2 separate regions of the Homo sapiens genome follow, and region 2 is linked to region 1. The links are chromatin contacts, found by Hi-C in ENCODE. All regions are on one chromosome and are shown on one strand. The core of a region is the stretch at or near the end of the contact, and the rest is flanking DNA. Distances in the headings are between cores, read along the strand shown.

Region 1 (3,589 bases), core at 850-3,349:
GAGCAGCAGGTTGTCAGTAGGGTCTTTTGCACTTGCTGGAGAGAGGACCAGATGGCCATCTGGTTTCTGGCTTTTTTTTCCCCATGAGAGCACCAGTAGCATAAAGGGTTGGGCTTCCAGAATCAGTCCAGGTAATCCACCTCTTGAAGACTGGGGATGTGAAGCCTTGGGAAAGTCCAGTTCTTCCTGTATTTCCTCACAGACAGGTTCATATGTTCCTCTTGGCAATTTACCTTGTCAGAGCAAAAGAACACACTGACAAGTAATTTGTGCATCAGTGTCCTGTTGCCTTTGCTAGATAGCTTCCAGGGCCTGGTCAACTCTGGAAGAACTGCTAAAATTGAACTTGTGGGCCTGCAGAGCAGTGGTTCAGCTCCCAGACTCCCTGGGATCTCATTAAAGTAGCGTCTGCCCTCAAGATTCTGGACTCTGAGGAGCCTGCCTGGTCTCTATCTATGAAGCTCTTGAAAGGGCAGTGATGCCTGTTATTCAAGTGTCTGAACTGGCAGACCATCTTCTCATGCCTGCTTGGGGCACGGTCACTGGTAATGAAGATGGTGCTGTCCAATCTGACCACTGGCAAGCACCTCTTTCTAACAGTATGGGCTGCAGGTTCAGCTAGACCCTGAGTTTCATCTGTGCTCCTTCACCCTTACTTGCTGGCTCGCTCAGGGCCTGTTATACAAGCTTCTCTGCGCCTTAATTCCTCGTCTGTATTTGAGTGTTCATTGAGAACCTCCTCTGGGCTACACATTGGACTTTACCCAGAGGATGGGAAAGGAAGATGGGTGAAAAAGTCTGGGACAGGGTCCTGGTGCTTCAGCAGATGAAAACTTGATTTGGATTACTCAACCTTAAAATCAGCTCATATAATAATATCCATTTCCCAGTGGGTGTTGGGAAGCTTAATTACCACTTATGATATGTTTTTACGTTCTCAGAAGAAAGGTGATACATCAAGACTAAGTATGACTATCGCAATTGTGATTCTCTCAAGCTGCCCTTGGGGCTAAACAGTATAAAATTGTCATTTGTGAAACTCTGCTATTGCAACAAAGGATGACTATTATCCATAATGATAGTAGACTAATGTTTAAGGCATTGTTGTGCTCATGAAAACTTAAATCTGCCCAAAGTGAAGATGGTAAACTAGGTCACCTGCTATGAGCTTGTCCTGCTCTTGGATTCCAAAAGCAAACAAAATCCTTGAGGAGGTTGACACCTGAAAGAGTACCAGATAGCAACAGCATTCTTTGTACACCTAGCATGTACCAGGCAGTGTGTTATGCACACGATCTCACTGAATCTTCCTAACACGCTTAGAAAAGAGGTTTTTATCATTTCCATTCTGCGGAGGAGAAAAACTGAGACTCAAAGATGTTGACTTGCCCAAGGAAGATGAACCTGGTACTTGTAAGTAGGGCAGCCTGGAGTGGAGGCAGAGGTCAGGTGTGAAGTGACCACAAAGTTTAGACAGGATCCAAGGAGGCTCTGAACTGGGTTAGAAAAATGAGGATGATTTCCACGTCTCCTGCTTGAATACCCCCCTGCGTACGAATAGGCCTGCTGCTAAGGGAAAAAGGGAACCCAGGAGGGGAAGGCGGTTGGCACGGGAAGTGACTTTGGTGCTAGGTAACTTGAGTAGGGAATAGCCAGCATATCTGGACACGCTGGCTTGGGAATTGGAAGGGAAGTTGGGACCCAAACTTTGGAGTCGTTGACAGATGTGACAGGTGAAGCCTGGGATGACATCGCCAAAAATGCAACGTCTCACTCATTGTCACTACTCCCAGGGCTCAGTCGTCACTGGGGAAAATCTCCAGAAGGTAGCGCGGGCCAAGGTGACAGGTGTCTGCCAAGATCTGCCCGCCAGACTCCCGGGCGGCGCGCTCCCTCCCTGCAGGCCTTCAGCCCGTCAGCATCCCCTTCCTCGGGGCCCTGCTCACTCCCAGCCTCCATCCCCCTGCCATCTCCTCCGCCGGTCGCGTGCGGACACAAGGATGGGGACCTCCCAGCGAGGAGCGCTCTGGGCGGGGCTCCGGACGCATGCGCGGCCCTCGTACGGAAGCCCGGAAGGAGGGGCAGGGGGCGGTGGCTCAGGTTTCTCCGGGCGGCGGCGGCGGCGGCGGCGGCGGCGGCGGCGGCGGCGGCGGCGACGGCGACGGCGACGGCAGCGGGGACGGCAGCAGTAGCGGGAGCAGCAGCGTGGACGCGGCTGGCGCTGGCGCCATGAACCCGCTGTAAGGCGCAGGCTGTGCAGCACGGGGTGCGGGGGAGGAGGAGGAGGACGCCGCGGTGAAGTTCTCCGCCATGAACCTGAGGGGCCTCTTCCAGGACTTCAACCCGAGGTGAGGCGGCGTCGTTGGCGCCCCCGGGAGTCCGCGCTGCGGGCTCGGGCGCGGGCTGGTGTTCGGCTCCGGGGAGGCACGGCGGGCGAGATGCTGCAGCCCGAGGACCCGGGCGCCTGCCCGAGCCTCCCTGCGGGTGCAAGCGGTCCCCAGGCAAAACAGTCGGCCTCGGCGCCCGCCCGCTTCCTCCTCCCGTGCCCGGTGCTTTCAGCCCCTGCCCGGCCACGGCCGGAAGGGCCCGGCCGCGAGCCCCGTCCTGCCCCAAGGGAACCCCATTCTTTTCTGCTTGCTGTCCCTCATTGGTGTCCCAACTTCTTCGTCTCGGTTCCATCCTCTTCTGCGCCGCTGCGGGCCCTCCATTCTCCGCGTCAGGGCCGTCTCACTCGACCCAACACCCCTACCCCCACCCCAGCTGTTTCCTCCAGTTCCTCGCAGTCCTTGGGGTTTTCCTTGGGTTTATGCCCATCCCTCTCTTGTTTGCTTCTTTGTTGAACGGATACCTGAAACACTGTTGAATCCTTGGAGTCAGTGTCGGGGTATGGCAATACCTTATATAATGCATTTCTGGGTGAGCCTGATCATTTTCCATACTCATTTTCTCATCAGTCTTCACTACAAGTTTATTTGCAGGAAGTAGATATTGCTGTCCTTCTTTTCCAGATGGGGAACACCCAGTGGACAGTGTGGAGAAAACACTGGCTAAGCACTCAAGCGCCTGTCCTTGCACTTGCCCGACTGTTTTGTAACTGTTCTTTACCCCAGGCTGTGAGCTCCCTGAAGCTGAGACCATCTCCTGCTCATCTCAGTGTCCCCAGCGCCTCCCACCCACCGTATCTGGCACATAGTAGGCACATATAAAATGTTTGTGGAACTAAACTGAGCCCAAAGACTTGGATTGGAGACGAGGCCATATGTAACTGGGTGATTCTCTGCCCTTCTTTGGCCCTTCTGTAAAATGAGGAGTTGGCCTAACTGATCTCTTAAATGCACTACTCTCCGAAAGGAGTATCCGTTTCCCTTATTTGCCAGTTGGGAAGACGTGCTCAGTAAATATTTGTGTGCTGTAACCTATGTTAGGTGCTTTAGATGCTGGCGGTCTCAGCATGGGGTGAAGAAGGGCTTGTACACTTAAGATGCCTTACAGTACTGTGCAGTGCTGTACTGCGGGGGCCAACTCTGGGGACCTATGCCTTGGCTGCTTGTTGAGGATGAAAGGAAGTTTTAGGGGAGTATTTGTATGT
Region 2 (3,834 bases), core at 1,226-3,725, 3.2 Mb before region 1:
TCACTAATATAGCTTACTGTTGGCTGGAAGCCTTACCAATAATGTAAACAGTTGATGAACAAATATTTTGTACATTACATGTATTACATACTGTGTCCCAGCAATAAATTAAGCTAGAGAAAAGAAAATGTTACTATGAAATCATAAGGAAGAGAAAATATATTTACTATTCACTGAGTGAAAGTGGATCATCATGGTCTCCATCCTCACGGTCTTCCTGATGAGTATGCTGAGAAGGAAGATGAGGAGGAGCTGATCCTGCTGCTCAGCGGTGGGAGAGATGAGAAAAAAATCTGCCTGTAAATGGACTCACAAGGTTCAAACCCATGTTGTTCAGGGGTCAACTGTAATACTGCCTGAAGACCTGCTCAACATCAGGCCACTTTACATATAAGTAGTTCATCCCATTGAGATGCAAAAGTATCCCATCAGGTAGACAGTACTGGTCTCACTCAACAAATGAGAAACAGGCTCAGAGAGGTTAAGCGACTTGCCCAAGGTCACACAGCCTGCACACAGCCTGCGCAGAACTTGTGTTTTTCCCTTGTACTCTGTCAGGCTTCCGATCTGCAGGTTGACGGACTGGGAAGCAAGGTATGGAGGGACATTAAGCTAGAAGGGTTACCAGGGGCAAAACTGGGCAGAGGGATCACAGGCCAGGCTAAGGAGCCCTTTACGGTTCAGGCTCTGAAGGTTTAAGAGCAGGGAGATGCCCTGACCAGGGCCGTTCACTACGAAGATTAACCTGGTAGAGCAGGGAGGACTAGCTAGGTGAGAGCTGGGAAACAGGGGAGCTACTCATCAGTTGTCTAATATGTGCCCCTCTCTGTTCTAGGTCCTGGAGTACCAGTAGTGAATACAACAAAGATGCCTGCCCTCAGACAGCCTGCCTTCTAGTGGAGGGACAACAAAGAGCAAAACAAACAAGCAAAATATACAGTAGGTCAGAAGGGGATAAGAACTGTTGGAAAAAAAAGTAGAGCAAGGTGAGTGGCTTGTTTGTACTGGGGGCTGCAATACTTAAATAGGGTGCCTAAGAGGAGGCAGGCGGAGAGGACAACTGAGACAAAGATGAGAGGCAGGAGTGTGGCTGGCACATGAGGTTCAACCACAAAGCCAGTGTTCTGGGGCTGGAGTGAGCCAGACGAGAGAAGAGTTGTGGAGCGATGGAAGGGGACACGTCGTGCCAAGCTTTGGAGATCACAGTGAGAACTCTGGCTCGTACTACTTGGGGGGATGATGATGACCCAAAAGTCAGGAATCTGTTCACTGCTGAAGAGAGAAGAGGGCAAAGGGCAGCAGCTCCATTTAAAAGGTTCTAATAAGCCTCGGGCCTTTCTCTGTCTGAGAAACTTACTCTCTGCCCTCTGTCTCCCTAGATTACTGCCCCTATGCCTGGAGGAAAAACAGGTGAAGGCTAAAAGCCACGGGGATAGCTAAAGAGGGCAAACTGGACCTCCAGCTCCACTTCTGCAGGTCTATGTCAGTCCACAGCCCTTGCACACGCTCCCTTTTAATTCTCCAAGCATACCTCTCACTTCCAAAACTCCTGTGACTCTGCTGATGAGGGCGTCTCGGCCTGGAATGCTCCTCCTTATCTGCATTGTGTGGGTGTCAAAAAGAGTATATTTTGATGACCTCTCCCCGCCCCTCATGCTCGCTCACATCCCCCTCACTCCTTTCAAAGTCCGTTCCCAAAGGCCCCAGTTCACCGTCCTGGGCTGCTTTTAGCCAGGTAAGATCTAAAGTGATCCTCTCTTGGAACCTGGTCTGGGGCCTATACATCTGGGTCAGTCTAGGGGTGCTCTCGAAGGGCCACCCTCAAAGAGCGAGCCTCGGCTGGATTCAGTTCCTAGGTCCCAGCCGTCCGACCTCTGCGACAACACTCAGCACACCCCTTCCCCTCTCCGGGTCTCAGTTGCCCCGTGAGTACAGTCCCTGCTCCAACACGCAAGGTAATCGTTTCTGGCTGCTCTGATGCACTCGGTCCCTAAACTCAGCCTTAGGTCAACCCAGAAAGCACCCGACCCGGGCGACCCCGTAGCTCCCCACCCTCCCGCACTGCCCAGTCGCTGACACAGGGTGACCTCCAATGGCAAGGCCACGACTCTTACCCGTCCGTAGGCGCCCCCCTGTCTGGCCTCAGCTCGCAAGCAGGCTGCACCCACTGAACTCCAGGCCCGGACCGCCACCCTTTACTCCCCTCCCGCGTGAGCCGAGAATCAGCCGAGCTTCCTCCACCAAGAGGATTGGCCCAGCTCGGCGACGACTCAGCCAATTGGCGCTCACGGCGTGATCTTGCCCAATAAAGACGGGGCTCTGTCGCCAGCGTGCCCCTCCCCGCGCTGGGCCGGGGCTTTGCCAGGTTAGTCCCACCCTCTTCGGCCCTGCACCAATAGGGAGAGGCGGCGACGAGCGGACGGCCAATGGGGAGCGGGGCTGCGCGCGCGGGGCGGTGGGAACGGCGCCGAGTCAGTGTACACGTCGGTTGCCTAACAACCGGCAGCGGACTCCTTTGGCTATGGTGAGTGCTGCCGCTCTGTCGCGCCCCACGCCCAGCGGCTGAGCCCTTCCCAGGCCCCAGCTCGGCCACGCCGCCTCTCCTGCGCCTTTCTCGGCTTTAGCGCACCAGTCTTTCCTTTGAGCTCTTTCCCGGGAGAGTAGGGTACAGACGCTAACCAACCTACTGGGCCTGCGCTTCGCTGCTGCCTCCTCTTCACCCACAACAGGCCCACACCCGCCCCTCGGGCTCCCCTTGCATTCCCTGATCCCCTCGGTGAACCTCCCTGGGCAAAAAAGACTCGAATCCCTCACAGGCCCCTGACTCTCTCAGACCTTGGCCCCCTGGCCTCCTCATTCTGCCAAAATTTCCACACACAGCTGGGAAAAGGTGTATCGTGTTCTGTTACAATGTTTTTTACAATTTAAATACAGGGGCATTCAGGGGATGCTTTAGCTTCTTGGAGAAGGCACGAAGGTGCCAGATGGATTGAGTTTTATTACTCGGTACTGACACAATATACATCTTAACAACTTACTAATATTTGGCCAAATCTAGAAGTAATTGGGAAGTCGGAGTACTTACTGGGAAGGGGAGTACTGGGAGTGGGCATCGTAAGACTGTTTTCAGAACCAGGATCCCCACGTTCGGGAAGAGCTGATTATCTCTAGTTATTCACAGTCATCTTCTTGACTGGCTCTCTTTTGGGATGATTTTCAGTAAGAGGTGTCCTTACTGAACAAGTGATCTCCCTGCTTCTAGAAACAACAGTAAAGAAAAGGGAGGGGTAGAAGTTCATGGAAAGATTCATTGTTCTTGCCAGTAAACCCTGTTATCTTTCTTTTTAAGCAAAGCTTTGGAATTGGTTATATAAATGACTTTAAAAATACATATGGGTGTCTGTAACTATGTTATGTAAATATGGACTGTATGATATATTATTGTGCTTGTGTATTGCATAACATATAAAGGCCTCCAACTTTAAGAAGGCAAACATGGCATCAAGTTCTCAGCGAAAAAGAATGAGCCCTAAGCCTGAGCTTACTGAAGAGCAAAAGCAGGAGATCCGGGAAGCTTTTGATCTTTTCGATGCGGATGGAACTGGCACCATAGATGTTAAAGAACTGAAGGCAAGCTCTGTGCATTCCTGCCGTACTGCCCTTCCTTTCCTCTGCCTCTTCCTTGTCATCTCCCTATCACCTCTCTACCCCTTTTGCCCTCTTCTCCCTGCAGTAAGTAACAGGGGAGGTTGTACTGTGCTGTTTTCCTGTCTTTACTTACTTTGAGTATTATTCAATAAAATTGATTGCAAATATCAATTAGATCAATGTCAT

The links. Hi-C counts contacts between places; a loop is a spot of excess contacts on that map. Pooled maps may share reads with other maps.
Region 2: a loop to region 1 is called in a pooled map, with 24 times the contacts of the local background. The contact joins the promoter of CETN2 here to the promoter of TMEM185A in region 1. A Hi-C loop is called at or near these places in 4 of 50 pooled maps.

What each region holds. Positions count from the first base shown.
Region 1 is chrX:149,630,302-149,633,890 of GRCh38, reverse strand. It overlaps TMEM185A (transmembrane protein 185A), which reads left to right and starts at 2,099. Exons shown (of 7, transcript NM_032508.4): 1 at 2,099-2,348. The coding sequence starts at 2,311. RefSeq lists silencers at 2,137-2,546, 2,557-2,606.
Region 2 is chrX:152,829,398-152,833,231 of GRCh38, reverse strand. It overlaps CETN2 (centrin 2), which reads left to right and starts at 2,475. Exons shown (of 5, transcript NM_004344.3): 1 at 2,475-2,524; 2 at 3,472-3,630. The coding sequence starts at 2,522. It overlaps NSDHL (NAD(P) dependent 3-beta-hydroxysteroid dehydrogenase NSDHL), which reads right to left and starts at 2,169. Exons shown (of 8, transcript NM_015922.3): 1 at 2,115-2,169. RefSeq lists a silencer at 2,236-2,575.